2 separate regions of the Homo sapiens genome follow, and region 2 is linked to region 1. The links are chromatin contacts, found by Hi-C or POLR2A ChIA-PET in ENCODE. All regions are on one chromosome and are shown on one strand. The core of a region is the stretch at or near the end of the contact, and the rest is flanking DNA. Distances in the headings are between cores, read along the strand shown.

Region 1 (6,203 bases), core at 2,939-5,438:
TGGAAGGACGCCACCATGCGCATCCCACAATAAAGGAGTGGGGGTCATGCTCCGCCCACCAGCCTAAGTTAGTTGGAATTCTTTTGCCCGGGGGGGTCTGTCTGTCTCTTCTCCCCCATTTACCCAGCTATCCCATGACTTATTTGTACTGGTGTGGACTCATACATATTTGTTTTCTTTTCTTTTCTTTTTTTTTTTTTTTGGAGATGGAGTCTTGCTCTATCACCAGGCTGGAGTGCAGTGGCGTGATCTCAGCTCACTGCAACTTCCGCCTTCTGGGTTCAAGCAATTCTTCTGTGGCAGCTGCCCGAGTAGCTGGGATTACAGGCACGTGCCACCGCGCCCATCTAATTTTTGTATTTTTAGTAGAGACGGGGTTTCACCATATTGGCCAGGCTGCTCTTGAACTCCTGACCTTGTGATCCACTTGTCTCCGCCTCCCAAAGTGCTGGGATTACAGGCGTGAGCCACCGCATCCGGCCTACATATTTGTTTTCTACATGGGATTGACATTACCACTGCTTTACCTGTGTTTTGTTGCTCACTTTGTCCCAGTTTTGGCCACTGGGAGCTCTTTCAGTTGATTCCTGTCTCCCTTTGTCACAGTTCCATCATTTCGGGGATCTATTGATCCATTTAACTATTGGTCGGTTGATGGATCACACTTCGTTACTTCCTGATGCGACAAGACACTCCACGCCCACTGTGTTTATTTCCTGCCAGGGAATGTATTTCACAAATATTTCACGTGTGGAGGCTGGCGCAGAGCCCCTCCTCCAGGCAGCCTCCCCAGCTCTCTACGGGCAGGACTGGGGCTGTGCAGTGCTCCCCTTTCCCAACCCCTCTGCAATGGCTGCTCTGGCCGAGCTGTCCCATCTGGCTCCATGGCTGTCTCCACCATGAGGCCGAGTCTGGGCTCTCTAGAGGGCAGTAGGCATCTGACTCATCCATGTCGGATGCTGAGCCAGGCCCAGCATCGGGCAGGCAGGTTGGATCTGGGCAACACCGCCTGCTGACCCTGCCCCACTGAATAATAATGACGACGACTGCTCTCCTTTGTGGGACCCCTCCCCTACGCTGGCAGGTGTTGGGCCTGGGCAGGGCCGTAAAGCAGCTCCCCAAGGTGCTTCAAACCTAGGCTTCAGAATCTGCTCTCCATCATTGGGTTGCACCCCAGCATGAGCTATGTGGGCCAGTGGGGGAGTTTCCCGGTCCCCCCTCTGTGGTACCTGGACCGCTACGCTACCCTTGGTGAGCAGGGGAGGGCTATGCCAGGGTAGAAGGGGTGAGGGATATATCCATCCTGCAGCAAGCAAGTGAGGGGAGACCCCGGGACCCACACCTGGCTGGACACCAAAGTGGTGGGCCACGCCCCTGTGACGCCACCTGGGAGACACCCCAGCGGGTTAGCAGGCATGTGAGGTAGCAGCTGTGGATGTTGGCCCAACAAGGGGCTGCTGCCTGGAGCCTGCACTGGGTACCCGTCACGAGGCAGCCACCTCCTCCCTGTCTCTCCGGTGTCCCAGGGGGAGGTGCAGCCAGTGCTGTAGCCAGATCCTGCCGGGCACTGCTCACAGGCACACGTGGCTCGACACATGAGGCGGGAGAGCTCAAACCTCACCTAGGGCAAGTCCGTGCCTGCTGCAAGCCGGTGGTTCCCTCCCACCCAGCTGCCCACACAGCTTTGCCTCAGCAGAAGTGCACTTGACTGGGCTCTGCCCCCTTCTGCGTGTCTGGCAGAGGTGAACCCGGCTCGGAATACATGGGGCTGTTGGCTCCCACCTGGCTTGGGCAGCCCGGCCCCCTGTCACTGGCACTTGGTTTGTTAGTCATTCAGCAAACGCTTGCAGAGTGTGGTGCTGTGCTGGGCACGTGGCCCACAGAGAGCAAGGCCCGCCAGTCTCCTCGCTGGAGGAGCCCGCAGTGCAGGGGACCTGCCTAGGAAGCAAGTGGTGGTGACAGATGATGGCCCCAGTCCCAGGAGGGGCGGAGCATGCTGAGTCTTTCCAGGGCGCAGGGCAAGGGCTGGCCGGGCCGGCGGCCGGGGTAGGCCTCTTTGAGGAGGCAACACACCGCCGTCACAGCCTGGAGGAGAAGGGGTGCCAGGAAGGAGTGGTGTGCAGAAGCCAGGGCAGGCATTGGGGGTGTGGGACAGCACAGGGTGGCCAGGGCCCCGCCAGGGGTGGGAGAGGGGAGAGCAGGGTGAGGCTGGCAAGGATGGCTTGGATGTAACCAGGTGGGGAAAGAGAGGGGTCATGCGCCAAGTGCCCTGTGGTGCCATCTGCTAAGATTCAGGGCCGGCGGGGGGCAGTAGGTGTCCAGTTCTGGCTGGGTGGTGTCTGGGCTGGCTACTGGCCATCAGAGAGGCAGACGGTGGCACTGGCACAGGCCCTCATTCTGAGCTGCAGCCTGGGGACCTCAGTGAAAGCAGATGGCTCTGAAGACCCCGCCGGCGTGAGCTCCCCGCACAGAGTGTGGCCCTTAGAGAAGGCATGACCTTTAGGGAGGAGGAGGCTGGGAAACGGGAGGTGTCCAAAGGGTGTGGTCAGCGGGTGGACCAGTGGCCCAGAGAGACATGGAAGAGGGAGCCGGGAAGGGACTGCTGGGCTTGGCCACGTGGAAAACACTGGTGACCTGTGCCTGGGTAGTTTTGGGGAGCGCGGCGTGGGTGCGTTGATGCGAGGCCAGGAAGTAGGGCCTGGAAAGTAGCACTTGAGGTTTTGCTGGGAGGCGGCAGCACTGGCCGCAGGTGCCTGCGATCACCAGTGTGCTCCCCGTGACATCTGGCCCAGTCCAGGTGGGTAGCAGGGAGTCTGCAGGAATCCCCCTTGGAGCCCTCCTCCCCTCTGCCTGCTGTGACCTCAGCCTCGGAGCCTCGAGCTCCCAGGAGATGGCTCCCAGCTGGGAGGACTTCACTCCTTCGGCGGAGTTGGGGGACTGTGTGCTTGGGTTGGGTTAATGACTGTGTAAGCCAAGGTCAGGATCAACCCCCATCACTGGGCTCTGCAGAATGCCAAAATTCCAGCTGGGGTCCCACCCCTGATTCAGGAAAGTTGGGGCTCTGAGGAGTTCGGGCCTATGGGATTGGAGGTCCTGGGGGGACTCATCTGTAAGCTGGGATCTGATGTCCCCGGGCTCTTGGGAGAATGGCAGCCTTGCAGCCCCTGCTGTGTGCCCTCATCTGGGACCTTCTCCTCTGTGCACTCTCTCGGTCACCCACACCCCACCAGCCGGCTGGTCCACAGGGTGTTTCTGAGGCTTGGCCTCTTCTGGCTCTGTGATCTTTTTTTGGAGACAGAGCCTGGCTCTGTCGCCCAGGCTGGAGTGCAGTAGTGTGGTTATCGCTCGCTGCAGCCTCCAACTCCTGGGCTCAAGCAATGCTCCCACCTCAGCCTCCCGAGCAGCTGGGACTACAGGCACGCACCACCATGCCCAGCTAATTTTTTTGTATTTTTTGTAGAGACGGGTTTCACCATGTTGCCCAGGCTGGTCTTGAACTCCTGGACTCAAGCGATCCTCCTGCCTCGGCCTCCTAAAGTGCTAGGATTACAGGCGTAATCCACTGCGCCCAGCCCTGGCTCTGTGATTTTACCCTCTCCGCACCTCTGTTCCTTGTGGTTTTAAAGGTGGAGATGCTGAGGACTGGCGGGAGCTGCAGGGCTGCTGTGGGGGCTCCTATGTAGGCAGTGAGGGCTCTTTGGTCAGCTTCCTCCAAGGAAGGAAGGTCCCTCTTCTGAAATCTCCTCTGGGGAAACAGCTCGCTTCCCTCACCACCCCCAGATGAGGAGCACTGTGCTAAGGAGTCTCAGGCACCTGGTCAGCAGGTCAGGCAGACCCAGGGAGAAGGAAGGACTGTGGACCTGCTGGGCCGCAGAGTCAGCGATTCCCTGGGCTCCAGGCTGACGCCTGCCCCGACAAATCAGGACATTCCGGCCAGTTCGGGGGTGGGTGTCTTCAGTTCCAGCCCAGGCACGAGAACTGCTGACCACTTCCTGCAGGCCTCCGACCCGGCGGCCCAGCCACCCATCCGGCTGGGGTGGCCATCAGTCATCTGGAAAGCCTATGAGCCCCGTGTCCTCGTTTTGCAAAGAGCAGTTCCTGAAATCATGGGGCCTAGAGCTCTGCTCTTCTGATCAGGGGCCGGTTTCAGCAGCAAAGGCCAGAAATAACACATGGTGTGAGCGCTGCTGAATAGGGCACCGTCCTAGCCCTTTCCGGGGGATGACTCATCATGCTACCATTCCAGCACCAGCTGGTACGGGGCTCCAGGCTAGCGGCTTATCATGCCGGCCCGGATACACCCGTCCTCAAACTTGGGTGCGCAGAGGAATCAACTCAGGAAGGAACCTCAGGAGAGATTTGTGCAGGTCCTTCCCCCCATTCTTGGGTCTGAGTAGGGCTTGATAATGCCTTGGGAGGTGTGCGGGGCCATCTTTGCTTGTTTGTGTTTCTGGGAAACACTGCGTTCAGCAGAGACAGCATTTTATACAGGAGGAATCGGAGGCCGGGAAAGATGACGGGGCTGCTCAGCGTGGAGCTGGGGTCCGGCCGGGCTGTGTTTTCCAGGGGCAGGAGCTGATCTCTGAGTTACATTTATTTATTTATTTATTTATTTATTTATTTATTTATTTATTATTTTTGAGACGGAGTCTTGCTCTGTCACCCAGGCTGGAGTGCAATGGCGCGATCTCGGCTCACTGCCACCTCGGCCTCCCAGGTTCAAGTGATTCTCTCACCTCTGCCTCCCAAGTAGCTAAGATTACAGGCACCTGCCACCACACTCAGCTAATTTTTGTATTTTTTTTTATTAGAGATGGGATTTCACCATGTGGGCCAGGCTGGTCCCGAACTCCTGACCTCAAGTGATCTGCACCCCCCTCGGCCTCCCAAAGTGCTGGGATTACAGGCGTGAGCCACTGCGCCCGGCCCTCAGTCACCTTTAAAATGAAAGGGCCACGGAATCACCAGGAACTCTCCTTCCTGTGACCTTGGGTAAAGGTCATTTTCGCCCTGCCCCTCAGTCTCCCCATTTGTAAGCCTGAAGGTTGTAAATTACAATCTTCTTATCCAACCACTTGTCTTTATTTTATTTTATTTTATTTTATTTTATTTTATTTTATTTTATTTTATTTCATTTTATTTTTGAGATGGAGTCTCACTCTGTTGCCCAGGCTGGAGTGCCGTGGCATGATCTCAGCTCACTGCAACCTCTGCCTACTGGGTTCAAGCAATTCTCCCGCCTCAGCCTCCTGAGTAGCTGGGATCACAGGCGTGTGCCACAACGCCCAGCTAATTTTTGTATTTTTAGTAGAGGTGGGGTTTCACTGTGTTGGTCAGGCTGGTCTCAAACTCCTGACCTCGTGATCCACCTGCCTTGGTCTCCCTAAGTGCTGGGATTACAGGCGTGAGCCACGGTGCCCGGCCCACTTGTCTTTATTTGTTGCCTTCTCTTCTGCTCCGAGTTTAGGTTCATGTCGCCACCTGGTGATTGGCTTCTCTGTGCATATATTTGCACAGTTGCAGGCATGACCAGGGTGGAGCAGTGAAGCGGGGCCTGACGTGATGTACCATGTTTCAAGCCTGTTTCACAGCACAAGACAGCCTCAGCTCTGTGGTCCACAAACCACATGACCACATCTGGCCCCCTGTCTTGTATAATAGATAGTTTTCTTGGCATATGGCCACACCTGTTCACTTACTGCTATCTGTCTGCTTTCCTGCTGTAAGGGCAGGGTTGTGACGGACCTGATGGCTGGCAAAGCCAAATACGCATCCCCCGGCCCTACCCAGAGCACGTTTGCCTCCCCTCTTCTAGAACGACCTTGGAGGCTCCTGCGCGCCTGTTTCTGCTGGACAGGGCCAATGGGAGAACCAGCAGCCTGCGAAAGTGGGGAGAGTATGGGTAGCCTCTAGCCCCTGGCCTCCGCATTCCTGAGAGTCACTTTTATGGCATTGTAGATTAACCCCTTGGGGTGCAAGCATGCTGGCCTCTCCTTGGCTACCAGTGTCCATAGTCCCCTGAAGTGGCTGTGGGAGCCACTTCACTGCCTGCCAGGAGCACAATTGTTTGAGCTGGCCCTGACCCCTGAGAAACCCTTTACGCCCCTGCTTTGCCTGGTTCCTCTCCCTCCAAGTCTCAGCCCAGATGCCTCCTCTTTCAGGAAGCCTTCCTTGATTTCATCCTCCTCTCTTTCCTCCCAGGC
Region 2 (6,865 bases), core at 1,755-4,254, 150 kb before region 1:
CCTACCCTGGCCCACAGTGGCGCTCCTGCCCTTGCTGAATGAATGCGGGACGCTGGGAGAACCCCTGTGTTTGCTCAGGGAGGTCCAGCTGGTGTGTGCTGCCCTCTGCTCTGATTCTGCCCAGCCTTCCTCCGCGGTACCCCACTGTGCACTGTGCACGTGCTCTTGCCCCTGCCTGTCCCCTTCTCCCTGGCTCTGGGCTCCCCAGGAGCTGCCGGGGGCATTTTCCAGCCACAGGTGACTCTGGTGGAGATCCCTGTTGCTGCTTCTCGATTCTGCCTCAGCCTCCTCTGGACATGATGAGCTGTCTACCCCGAGACATGCACTGGGCTGAGCCCTCCATCATCTGCTCGCAAAACACAATGATGCCACAAAGGGGTGCTCACAGAAGCTCCTTTTCACAATGTAGAAGCCAGAGCCCAGAGAGGTTGGGTAACTTGCCCAGACTCACAGAGCCAGGAGGGTGCAGGGCAGCACATGACCCTGGCTGTCTGACTCTAAAGCCCATGCTCCCCACCACAGCTCTCCCCTTTCCAGGCTTCACTGCTGGGGGGAATGCCTCTCAGGCCCAGATGCATCCCAGTGGTCTCAGCTCAAACCCTCTGGGAGCCCCCTCTTCAGCTGGACAATGTAAGCCCTCATTATGGCCCCCAAACTTGGCCTTCCTGTTCCTGGCAGCTTCACCCTAAGCTGTCTCTTCCCCATGTCCCCAGGTGTGCCAGGTTCAGCCCCCTACTCCAGCTTTCCTGTATTCTTCAGGGTCTGTTAGCCTCCAGCCCACCTCCTCCACGAAGTCTTCCCTGATCACCAGGCTTGAGGGTTCTCCTGAGATGTTGGGTCTTGGGGTGAACCCTGACATTTGTGATATGCATGAAGAGAAAGAAGTTCTGACATCTCAGACCTCTGGCTGCCCCTTTGGAGCCTGGGGCAGGGTTCAAAAGACCCGAGATCCAATCCCGAGCCAGCCATTTGTAATCATGAGATCTGATCCTGCAGGATTTTCAGCAGCTCCCCTCTGCCTTCTGGGAAATTGGAACTCTGGCGCTTGTTTACCCACTTATCCATGCCACTTAGCACTCAAGTCCTTTCAGCTCCCAGTCACTCACAGCCTGGGGGCTTTGCACCTGCTGTTCCCTCTCTGGGATGTGCCCCTCCCACACCTCTTCCCTAAGCTCTGCCTCTGGTCCTTCCAGGCTCAGCGAAGGCCCCTCCTCGAGGCTTCCTTCCCCACACCCCCGCAACAAGTTAGTGTTGATCTTCATCTGTTGAGTTGTCCCTTATCCCCTCAAGACTGTGGCTCCTAGAGGCCCAGGATTCATCACTGAGACCCTTGCCCAGCTGTGAGGTTGACAGCAGGCTTGTGAATTGAACAAAAGCCAATCAAGCATTTGCAAAAGTCAGGTGAACTCTCAGCCAGATGCCTGGCGGGGTGTGTTTTGCATCCTCCCTTCCCCACCTCCGTCCCCTCCAAGCAGCGATGATCACAGCATTCACCTGTCCAGCCCCACAGCATAGGGGGCCGCCTTGCCCTGGGTTAGCTCCCAGCCTTCCTCAGGCTTCCCTGAACCACCCAGCCCTGACAGCAGGGGTCAGAGAGGGCAGCCTGCACGATGCCAACAGCCCCTGCCCGACCCCTCAGACAGGTTGCTAAGTGGCCTTGCAGATCCACTTTCCCCCATGCCAAGTCCTTGGGTGGTTGCCATGACAACGGGCTGCACTCTCTAATTGGCGGAAGGTCTCTGGAGTGTGTGTAAAGGGTTTTTCCTCTTTGCCTTCTTCCTTCCCACACTCCACCCAGCATAATACACACTAATATGGCCACTTACAACAGTATCATTACCATATAACCCAGTCAATGATAACACAGAATGGAAGAACGTTGCTTTTATACTCTGCACTATTGCCATGTTGAAATAAAGGTTACAAAATAATATGTTCAGTGTGACCCCATGTTATAAAAATTACACACACACAGAAGCGAGACCTGAAGGGTATCTCAGAAGCATCGGCAGGGCCACTGTGGCTGGCAGGATGTAAATGCTTTAATTTCCTCTGGTGTGCTGATTACTGTTTTTTTTTTTTTTTTTTTTTTAATAAATGCAGATTGCTTTTGGCAGAAAGAAAAGAGCAGTAAAATAGGTGATGTCCAAAAGCCCCATGGTTTATGGAGGGTCTACTGTGTGCACATTTTATCCTGGAAACTAAGATGAACGAGGCCCAGTCCCTGCCCGCCAAGCCCTCACGGTCCGTGGAGGAGATGCAGCCACTTGGTGGATTCTGGTGCATTCCTGTGCACGTGAATGGCAGGGGGAGCCGGTCTCTTCCTCACGGTGAAGGAAGGGGATGCTGCATTTGACAACCACCCACAGCAGGCAGGGGTGGGCAGCTGCAACCTGCAAAGCACCCGACGGGGACATGGAACGGCCCCTTTCTGAGACCGTGGGGGTGCTCAGCACAGAGCAGGGGGCCAGGCGCACAGTAGGTTGATGACAGACACCAGCAGAGGTGAGATAAAAAGCAGGGTGGCCAGGCGCAGTGGCTCACACCTGTACCCCCAGCACTTTGGGAGGCCAAGGTAGGTGGGTCACCTGAGGCCAGGAGTTTGAGACCAGCCTGGCCAACATGGTGAGACCCTGTCTCTACTAAAAATACAAAAGTTAGCCAGGCATGGTGGTGGGCGCCTGTAATCTCACAGACTTGGGAGGCTGAGGCAGGAGAGTTGCTTGAACCCGGGAGGCAGAAGTTGCAGTGAGCCAAGATCGTGCCACTGCACTCCAGCCTGGGCGACAGAGCGAGACTCCATTTCAAAAAAAAAAAAAAGAAAAGAAAAGAAAAGCAGGGCAGAACCCTGGGATAAGGAGGGCTTGCCCACCACATCACATCATCTTGGTGAAGAGCCGGACCGTGTGCAGTGCCCACTCATGTGGCACCAACCCCAAGGTGGGAGAGAGAGCAGGGCTGTTCGGGCTTCTGGCCTGTCTGGCCCCTGGGAGGGCTGGGATGCAGCCAGGCTGGGTGCTGACCATGGTGCTTGGAGCACGTGTCAGAATTGGGAGCACGTGTCCTTGCATTGTGGCTCCATTACTTAGAGGCTGCAAAGTCAGCTCATATCTCAGAGTGGCATCAGCGACGTGGGCACACTGATGGCAGGTCCCTGGGCAGCTCTGAGGCCAAGAGGAAGCAGCATGGCACCCCACACATTCTCCCTTGTGTCAAACTAAGAGCCGGGAGACTGGATTAATTTGTTCGAGGCCTTCTGTTTAAAACTGGAATTGTGAGCACACCTACTTGGCCGAGCAGGAAGTCCATCAAAGCTGAGACACAGTGCACCACGCTGCAGTTGACCTGGGTCAAGTGCATGCCCCACTGGTGCAGAAATTCTTTGCCCACCAACATCCCTTGGCAGGCGTCCCACCTGAAACCCCCACTTGGGTCTGCCCCGATCTCTCCTGTGGACGGGAACTCCTTCCCCTACCCAGAACAGGGATGCCATCTGGCCTGATCGTGGCTGGGTCCCCAGGGCTCCACAGGGAGCTTGTGCTCACCCATGCTTGTAACTGCCTGATGCAAGAAGAAAGGAGCCACCATGGCTGTTTACAGCACTGAGCAGCAGGGTCTCCTGGAAAAAACCTAAGCCTCGGAGTCACGGAGACCTGTGGGCTCCAAGCCCAGCTCTGCCTTGAAAGTGTTGCATGGCCTTGAAAGTGGGACCATGACAACAGAGGCCGCTGTCACTGCTCACTGCATGCACACACAGTCACTACCATCCCACGCTCCTTGCAAATGCCAGTTTGTTTAAAAAAAAAAAAAAAAAGAGGCTGGGCACGGTGGCTCACGCCTGTAATCCCAGCACTTTGGGAGGCCAAGGTGGGTGGATCACCAGGTTAGGAGATTGAGACCATCCTGGCTAACACGGTGAAACCCCGTCTCTATTAAAAATACAAAAAAAATTAGCCATGCATGGTGGCGGGTGCCTGTTGTCCCAGCTACTCGGGAGGCCGAGGCAGGAGAATGGCGTGAACCTGGGAGGCGCAGCTTGCAGTGAGCTGAGATTGCACCACTGCACTCCAGCCTGGGCGACACAGTGAGACTCCACTTCAAAAAAAGAAAAAAAAAAGAGCTCATATTTAATGAGCAGTTACTATGTGCCGTGCAGGTTCCAACAACAACAGCAGCAACAACAGCAACAGCAACAGCTACCACGAATGAGCGCTTAGCAGGCACCAAGCCGGATGCCAAGTGCTTTGCAAATGTTGGCGCTCAGAAAACAATACCCCAAAGTACGGAGCCACAGCATGCTGAGGACTTTGACCTAAGGGAGAGTGGAAGGCCTCGGAAGCAGGGTCTCTCTGACCGCCTCCTGCCCTCCTGTCTCTCACCCTCTTCCTTCCTACCCCCGCTGAAGTGAGCCATACCAACCAGAGTTCCTCTTCCCCAAGGCGGGTCATAGAAACTAGAAGTTCCTCCCCAAAGCCAGCCATGAAGCCTAGAAACATGAGTCTAACCTTTCCCTCATTCTGTGCACAACCTGGCCATGGAGCCATTCTCTGACCTAGCTTGCCTGAGAGTAGGTCCTAAGACCCCCTGTGCCCTATACCTGGAGGAAGAAGGACTCCCCAGAGAGGCCAAGGAGCATCTGAGCAGACGGCCCTGCTGTTTCCCCACTCAGTCTGTTCCCATCAGATCACACACATTTTGTCCAATCATATTTCTACATGGCCACCCAGTTATCATCCAATCTAAGCATAAAAATAGGCCAGGCACAGCGGCTCACGCCTGTAACCCCAGCACTGTGGCAGGCCAGGCGAGTGGATCACCTGAGGTCGGGAGTTTGAGACCAGCCTGACCAACATGGAGAAACCCCGTCTCTACTAAAAATACAAACTTAGCTGGGTGTGGTGGCACATGTCTATAATCCTAGCTACTTGAGAGGCTGAGGCAGGAGAATCGCTTGAACCCAGGGGGTGGAGGTTGCAGTGAGCTGAGATGGAGCCGTGGCACTCCAGCCTGGGCAACAAGAGCGAAACTCCAACTCAAAAAAAAAAAAAAAAAAAGAACAGTGTTGGCCAGACGTGATGACTCAAACCTATAATCCCAGCACTTTGGGAGGCTGAGGCAGGTGGATTGCTTGAGGCCAGGAGTTCAAGACCAGCCCGGGCAACATAAAAAGACCTCATCTCAACAAAAAATACAAAAATTAGCCAGGTGTGATGGTGCATGCCTGTAGTCCCAGCTACTCGGGATGCTGAGGTGGGAGGATCGCCTGAGCCCGGGGAGGTTGAGGCTGCCATGAGCCATGATCTCACCACTGCACTCCAGCCTGGGCGACAGAGCCAGACCTTGTCTCAAAACCAAAACTAAAAAGGACAGTCCTCCCTGGGTCTTTGGACCTGCGTCCCTGAAGGCTCCTGTGTCACCTAAAACTTTGATTAAATACGTCTGTCATGCTTTTCTCTTGTGAACTTGTCTCTCGTTATAGGAGTGTCAGCTGTGACCCTTTCAATGGGTGAGGAAACAGACCATACCTTTGTGCGCCTACACAAACATGATCTCATTCACATGATAATTGTCATAATCATTATTCATGAGGATGATGATGGTATTATGGACTGAACTGTGTCTCCCCGAATTCCTGTGTTGGTAAAGTCCTAACCCTCAGGACCTCAGAATGTGACTGCATTTGGATGCAGGGCCTTAAGAGAGGTCATCAAGTTAAAACAAGACCGTTAGGGTGGATCCAATCCAATCTGCCTGGTGTCCTTATGGGAAGAAATCAGGACCCGGATGCACACAGATGACCCGTGATGATGCAAGGAGAGGACGGCCGCCTGCGGGCCAGGGATGGGGAGCCAACCCTGCTGACTCCTTGATCCTGGGTTTCCAGGCTCTGGAACTTTGAGACAATTTATTTCTGTTGTTCAAGCCCCCAGGAGGCTGACACAGATGATGGTAACAGTAACGGCAGCAAGCGTTTCCCACAGCCTTCTTCTGGGCAGGCGCTGTGCTCACTGCCACCCAGGCAGCGCCTCAGTGAGCCCTGGACCGAAGGTGCCTGGGGGTCTCCGTGGATTACTGAGGGGCTCCCAGAGGCTCCAGGCGGGCGGCACCTCGCCCAGGGCATGCAGCCAACCTGGTGCCTTCATGCGCCCGCCTAAGCTTCAGAGTGCACATCCCAAGCGCCACAGTGCCACTCACTCTCCAGGCCAGCAGTGCGTCATGGTAACTGAGGACTCGTGCACCCCTCAGTGGCACTGTCAGGATTAAGGTCAGGAAGGACCCTGTGTCCAACCACTATGAGAGAGGAGGGTCGAAAAGAAGCACAGCAGACAGCAGATCCAATAAACTGTCTTAAAGTTCTGGAGCCTAGAAACCCAGTGGATCCAGCCTCCGCTGAGGCATGAAGAACCCAGGTCCTGGCCTGGCGGGGACGGGGAGGGGAGAAGGGGCTTGTCCCAGTCACCAGCCATTCCAGTGCTGGGTTCTGGTGCAGGGGCAGCCTACATGGCAGTCCCGGGTGACCCCTGGCCACCACCGCATAAGCCATCCCTCACCTGGCGCCTGGGGGTCCTCGCCTAGATAAGGAATTTTGGTATTTACACAAGCAATATTAGCAAACATTAAATACAATATTAAATATTAAATTTACATATACATATGTATATGTATGTATACATATATAAATTTAAATATACAATATTAAATGTATTAAATATTAAATAGAATAATCTCCCATCTCGAATCCCACCACCCAGAGGAAATTTCTGGTAACAACTTGTTAAAATGTTTTCAATCATTTTTATATTTGTATGTGATTATGGAAGCGTGTGAGGCGCACAGACACACACACACACACACACACACAGAG

The links. Hi-C counts contacts between places; a loop is a spot of excess contacts on that map. ChIA-PET counts read pairs that join two places held with the same protein, here RNA polymerase II (POLR2A). Pooled maps may share reads with other maps.
Region 2: a loop to region 1 is called in a pooled map, with 3 times the contacts of the local background. The contact joins two enhancer-like sites. A Hi-C loop is called at or near these places in 1 of 37 single-sample maps with no recorded cell type and 3 of 50 pooled maps. POLR2A ChIA-PET finds 5 or more read pairs at or near these places in 3 of 52 experiments (B cell, Panc1 and WTC11).

The regions. Positions count from the first base shown.
Region 1 is chr4:8,187,368-8,193,570 of GRCh38, forward strand. It overlaps a transcript of SH3TC1 not described here. Among named protein-coding and RNA genes, the nearest start is that of SH3TC1, 8.8 kb to the right of the region's middle. RefSeq lists enhancers at 452-978, 2,555-3,080, 4,133-4,657, 5,693-5,742. Within about 2 kb of position 4,189, at least 29 of the 41 ENCODE cell types and tissues checked have a DNase peak (open chromatin) inside an H3K27ac peak, as active enhancers do.
Region 2 is chr4:8,037,805-8,044,669 of GRCh38, forward strand. The region is part of intron 9 of ABLIM2 (actin binding LIM protein family member 2); the gene reads right to left. Among named protein-coding and RNA genes, the nearest start is that of MIR95, 36 kb to the left of the region's middle. RefSeq lists enhancers at 1-141, 1,978-2,933. Within about 2 kb of position 3,005, at least 2 of the 41 ENCODE cell types and tissues checked have a DNase peak (open chromatin) inside an H3K27ac peak, as active enhancers do.